Regions from separate parts of the Homo sapiens genome. Here region 2 is linked to region 1. Evidence: chromatin loops called from intact Hi-C (ENCODE). Cell type or tissue: heart left ventricle. All regions are shown on one strand. Each heading gives the region's core, and the rest is flanking DNA. Links, peaks and the distances in the headings are about the cores only.

Region 1 (2,911 bases), core at 294-2,793:
GGAGTTTATGTTCAAGATGGGAGGGCAGATTTTTAAAGAGCGAGTAAATACAAAACAGGCCAGGTGGTGATAAGTGATAAAAAGAGAAATAAATTAAATGAAGAGGGCCGGACACAATGGCTCACGCCTGTAATCCCAGCACTTTGGGAGGCCGGGATGGGTAGATCACTTGAGCTCAGGAGTTCAAGACTAAGCTGGCCAACATGGTGAAACCCCATCTCTACTAAAAATACAAAAATTGGCCAGGCATGGTGGCTGATTTAAAATCCCAGCTACTCAGGAAGCTGAGGCAGGAGAATAGCTTGAGCCCGGAAGGCAGAGGTTGCAGTGAGCTGAGATCACACCATTGCACTCCAGCCTGGGAAACAGGAGTGAAACCCTGTCTCAAAACAACAACAATAACAACAACAAAGCATTGAGTAAAGATAAACAGAGAGTGCCAGGGGCTGTTCTTTTACACAGCGTAGTCAGGGAGGCCCTTGCTGATGCACTGACATCTGCATAGAGCAAGGCCACCACGTGAGAACACCCTCGCCAGGCAAGGCAAGAGGAGCAAGGAGGCCAGCTGCACGGGATGGAGTGACATGGAGGTGGGAGATGCGGGGCTGGGGGAAGTTAAGGGATAGATTGCGGGAAAGAAATTAAATAGCAGAGGGAGAATAGCAGAAGATAAAGTGCGCTAGACCCTTGCTAACCACAGCAATCACAGATCCAAGCAAACCGAGAAAAATAGCAGGATCTAGAGGTGCAGGCACGAGATCCCACGCCTAACTTGGCCACTCACAGCTGTGGGCATCACACTAGTCATCACACCTTGATGAACTGATTTCCCAATCTGTAAAATGGGCATAAGCCTATCTGTCTGCCTCCCTGAGGCTGCTGTGAGGAGCAAACAGGATAATAGACATAAGTGAATACAAAACTCCTTGTCAATCACAAAACATTCTGTGGATAGCAGAGGTCCTTGGTGCCATTTATACCTCAGGAGGCAGTGCAGTGTGGTTAAGAACTCAACATTTGGGTCAGACAGATCAGAGGTCAAATCCCAGGCAAGCTAGTCGCCAGCTGTGACCCTCAGCAAGCTGCCAGTCTCAGGGAGCCTGTTGCCTCAGCTGTAAAATGGAAGCAGTAAGGGGAGGTCCCTTGGAGAGTTGCGACAAGGTGGGGAAAGTGCTCCATCCTACAGCTGGTGGGTAGATATACAGAACCAGTAAGTCGCAGCTACCATCTTCTCCAGTCACTTTTCCTTTAAAGAAAGAGCTCCCTTCATGCAATTAAAGTATGACTGATTTTACTGGAATTGGATGTACAGTTATTTGGGGGCCATTTATCTTGTGTAAAGTGAGTCTCACATTCATAAAGACACACAGTACCACACGTGCACATACATGAACGCACACATGCACACCCCACCTTGTTCCTCTAATTTAAAGATGAGTGATTGTTTTGTTGAGGGGAGCAGAAAAATCTGCCATCGAACCAATATGTCAGTATCAGCAGCTATTCACCAACCTGGCTCTGAAATCTTCTCTGGACAAGCCCCTGGAGCCCCATTCAACTGTCCTGTATTTGGAGCTCTCTTCCATCTTCCCAGTGGACTGTAAGCTCTGTGAGAGCAGGTTCCCACCTGTCTTGGGCTTTACCATATCCCTGATACCCTGCGCCATGCCTGGCATACAGTCTGTGCCCACTAAATGCTTGTTAAACAAAGAAAGTCCCAGGCAGGTTCCTGGGTGCAGAACTCACCTGGGAAGGGCGCAATGGCCACTCAGGGCACTGCCAAGCTGTCTGTCCCCTAGGGGGTGGCAGAGTCCTTATTCTGCACACTCCGTTCTCTACTACCCCCTATTTAAAACTCAAGGACATGGTCTCTGGCTAGGTCTCAGGTAGTTGAGAGGAAAAGGGAGGAAAGGTTAGGAAGTGGGGCTGTCTGCTTCTTCTGGTGTGAGATCTCCCTCTCATCAGCATGTCTGCTCCCAACCCAGTCCAATGCTCACTGTGGCAGCCAACAAACAACCCTTCCCTCCGCTACAGTCAGTGAGCCTCCTGCCCCCCAGGCAGTGATCTGCCGAGTGACTACTCCCTACCCCAGGCACTGAGTTTATCTGAGATTCCAGGTACCCAGTTGTGAAAGAGACAGGCGGACATCCTTGCCCCTACCAGTCTCCCAGGTACCCTGCAGATGAGGGCTTCGGGATGTTCTAAGCACCACCCTGTAGGGAGCTCCCTGACCATTTTGGGTTCTCCAGACTCCTACTCTTCTCCCCTTTTTCCCTGACTTCCCGACACCTCCAGAAGGTTGGGGATAAAGGAAGGAGGAAGGTTCAAAGCCAGTTAAAGTTCGGTGGAAAGACAGGACGCACATGCCAGAGGCGGGACTGAGGCCTCCGTGTGTGGGAGCAGCTCTCCCTCTGTGCCAAGGATCACCCCAACTCACAGGAATCAAAGGAGGGAACAGCCAGCAGGGCACTTTCAAAAACATAAAGCTTTCTCTAAATGCCCAGGATCCCAATGACAATAAAGCTGAAATCCAGTGGAAGCCATGACAAGCTCCCTGCAGCTGCCCTCTCCCCCTTGTCAAAGAACCTCCCTCCCTACCTGCCCTAACCAGAAATGAGGCTGAGGGGGTCCCGGCATCCAGGAAGGAAGCAGAAGACACTGAATGCAATCAGATATGGGGTGGTGTCTCTCTGAAGGAAATAAGGCAGAAGCCAATGAGGGAAGAAAAAAAAAATTCAAATCCCTCCCTCTCCAAAGCCTCTCCCACCCCCATGCTAATAATAAGAAGGGAGAAAAAAAAGAACCACTGAAAAAACACCTAATGTTTGCCAGCATCTAATGTTGAGTGGTGTGTCCTTTTTTTCAAAATTCCTTGAGATTTTAAAATAAACATCTTGAATGTTCTGATGAG
Region 2 (2,911 bases), core at 126-2,625, 56 kb after region 1:
ACTGCATGGATAATGAAACAGAGAGAAAGAGTTATTAAGGTTCCTATTTTATGGCTCCTTCTAGATCACATATTTCAATACAGAGCAGCAGATTCACCTCGTTTTAAGACCAGATGGGGCAGAGCTGGCATTAGACAAAAGCATTATCCACGCCTGGGCAAAAGAAATGGATTCCAATGAGAGATCACAGAAGCAAAAGTCTCAGTGCCAGAAAGATCCTAAAAATGGCAGAACCTATGGGGCACAGCTTGTTCCAACCTTTCCATCTAGGAGGACACATTTAACAGGAGCAGGAGGCTGTGGATATGACTGATGACTTGCTTCCCAATGTACTCCAGAACTCTCCTTTTACAAATAAGGACACATCACTCCAAGAGTTGGAGTGTGCAAACCCAGATCTGGCTCCAAAAGGCAGTGATATTTTCACCTCTTCAGGAGAAGGCTGCTTTGCTCCTTTTGTTCCCTCTGTTGCCTCTTCATGTGAAAAGAGATGCGTATTGTGGAGTGAACTTCCTTTATGGGGGTCAAGTAGGACCGTAAAAGACCTCCTCTAGCTGTCTGAAACGAAAAAGGTCTAAAGCAAGATGGCGCTCCTGCAACAAACAGCACCTGGACCCCCTCCAGCCAGCACCGCTTCTGCCCTAGAGGGAAAACCAAAGGAGGCCAGGAGGTCCGACTGATCTGGGGGAGGAGACTTGGAGGACACCTTTCACCTCCTACTTTCCTGCAACCATCTCCTCCTTGTGAAGGCAAGACAGGCCCCTTCTGCAGGCTCGATGAAAAAAAAAAAAGTCCTACAAGGAAAGACAAAAATGAAAACAAGAATGACATCATGTGGAATTTGTGTGGGAAACCTGTTGTCGGATAGTTAGATAACCTTGGGCACACTCCTCAACTCCATGGGCCACAGCTTTCTCACCTCTAACACACAAAAAGATAATACCACCTGTCTCCTACCTCAAAAGGCTGCTCTACGGTTACATAGATCAGGAAGGAAACCAGTGGGGCAAACTATTAAAAATCAGTAAACTCCAAATGGGTAAGGTGATATGGGTGCTCTCTGTATTATTCTTGAAACTTTTCTGTAAGCTTGAAATTATTTCATAAAAATAAAGCACATTCATTTCCCTAGAGGAGAGCTGAAATGGAGAGCAAATAAGGAATACTGTTAATTCTTTATAGATATCTTTGTACTGCCTCTCTTGTTAAAATGAGTGTGTGTTACTGACACTGCTGTCATTTTTTTTTTAACTCCAATAGAACTATAAAGGAAAACAGGCAGATGAGGAAGGTAAAGGATCTGGGATCTGTGGCTGACCCCGAGAAGAGGGTCAGGCCCAGTAACTATCTGCCTCCCTCCCACCCTTTAGCCCACTCCCTTTGTGCTGGGAGAGCAAGAGAGTGAGCATGACCATGCCTCCCCAAACACAGTGCAAGCTTCCTGAGGTCAAGAGACTGCTTCTCTTCTTGCTCATGAACTCTCCTCCTCCACAGCACCCTCGTGCTGCACTCCACACTCAGTGGTCATTCAATACCTGCGTCCAACTGACAATGAGAGCAAGTGAGAGGCTGGAACAGGTGTACCCTGCACAGTCATTAGAACGGAGAGATTTTCATCAGCCTGACTTGGCTTAACTGTCTCCTTCTGGTACATGAAGCTCAGGTTTCAGGGATATGGCCAAGAGATGCTGATTTGCCAGTGGCCGAAATGGTGAGGTCTTCTCAGTGCTATGGACCCAAAGGGTTAATGTTCAGTTGGTTTTTTTTGTTTTGTTTTTGTTTTTTTTTTTTTTTGGTTTTTTTTTTTGTTTTGTTTTTGCCTCTTCCCCCATCCCCTTTCCAAATGACTGGCCTTAATCCCAGAGCTTAGCAAGGCTGGAATTCCAGAACACCTCAATTCTGGACCTTGTTTGGTAGGGGGTTGGCGAAAGAGGTTCAGGGAGAGATGCTAAGAGAGAATAGAGGGTGGGAGAAGCATTTGGGGGTAAATCTGAGGACTCTGTTGCATGCTGTGGCCTTTTCAGTCATCATAGCCATGAACACATGGCCACCCAGAGCCCCTCTTCTTCTAATAACCCCTGGCATAAGCGCAGGTGACAGTGATGTATTAAAAAATAAAGAAGGCTGTTTGCTTCCATAAGTTACCCTGACCCCGCAATGAGGGCCTCGCATCACACTTACGGTGACTGCTAAATTGAGCAAACATGACACAGATGTCCTAAGAGTCACAAAGAGAATCAGGCTGGACTTCACTCCCCATTACCCCCGACCATCTCCGCAAAGCAGAGTGACCTTAAAAGCAGAATACATCTGCTGAAACCCTGTTGAAATTATTCATATGTTTTGATTCCTAATTCAGAAATAATAAGTGGTTCATGGGTTCCAAGTTTAAAAATATATTCATCATCTGGTCTCTGTTGCGGCACGTATCCCACTGGCACTGGAGGTGACACCACAAAAGGCTCCCGTAGCAGCCTGGCGCCCGTATATCCATTTAGCCACAGGTGACAGGGGTGGGTGGCTCCACTGCTCCTCTTTTCATTTTATTAAAACCCTATTTTAAGGCCACTGTCAAGAAGAGTGACTTAATTCCTTTGGAACATAGAGCTAAGAGACTGGCAAACTGTAAATCTGGCTCTTTCTTGACTGCTCCTCAGAAAGTACAAGAAATGGGAATTTAGACTCAATTTCAAATACCATGTGTAAACTGAGACACAGGGCAGCTCATTAGGAGTGTGTTCACAGCCAACAGGAACCCAAGGCCACCCTCAAACATTCCTTTTCCAGAAAGTCCTCTCTAATTACATACACACAGACAGACATGTGCATACATACATATATGTATATATATGCCTGTACATATGTGTATATATGCACACATCTCGTATATGGATACACACACGCACAGCAG

Evidence for each region. Hi-C counts contacts between places; a loop is a spot of excess contacts. Peaks named below come from ENCODE experiments on the same cell type or tissue, not always from the same donor. Only the 100,000 strongest peaks of a DNase experiment are listed, where the experiment ranks them.
Region 2: a loop joins it to region 1, with 2.0 times the contacts of the local background. A loop is called at or near these places in 25 of 110 quality-filtered maps.

The regions. Positions count from the first base shown.
Region 1 is chr11:114,179,544-114,182,454 of GRCh38, reverse strand. All of the region lies in intron 3 of ZBTB16 (zinc finger and BTB domain containing 16), which reads right to left. Among named protein-coding and RNA genes, the nearest start is that of NNMT, 120 kb to the left of the region's middle. In heart left ventricle, for the core only: a CTCF peak has its summit at 1,800 (motif pointing right); a DNase peak (open chromatin) is centred at 1,749; H3K4me3 peaks cover 882 bases; H3K27ac peaks cover 2,500 bases.
Region 2 is chr11:114,123,441-114,126,351 of GRCh38, reverse strand. The region is part of intron 2 of ZBTB16 (zinc finger and BTB domain containing 16); the gene reads right to left. Among named protein-coding and RNA genes, the nearest start is that of ZBTB16, 65 kb to the right of the region's middle. In heart left ventricle, for the core only: no CTCF peak of the experiment used is centred there; no DNase peak of the experiment used is centred there; H3K27ac peaks cover 1,021 bases.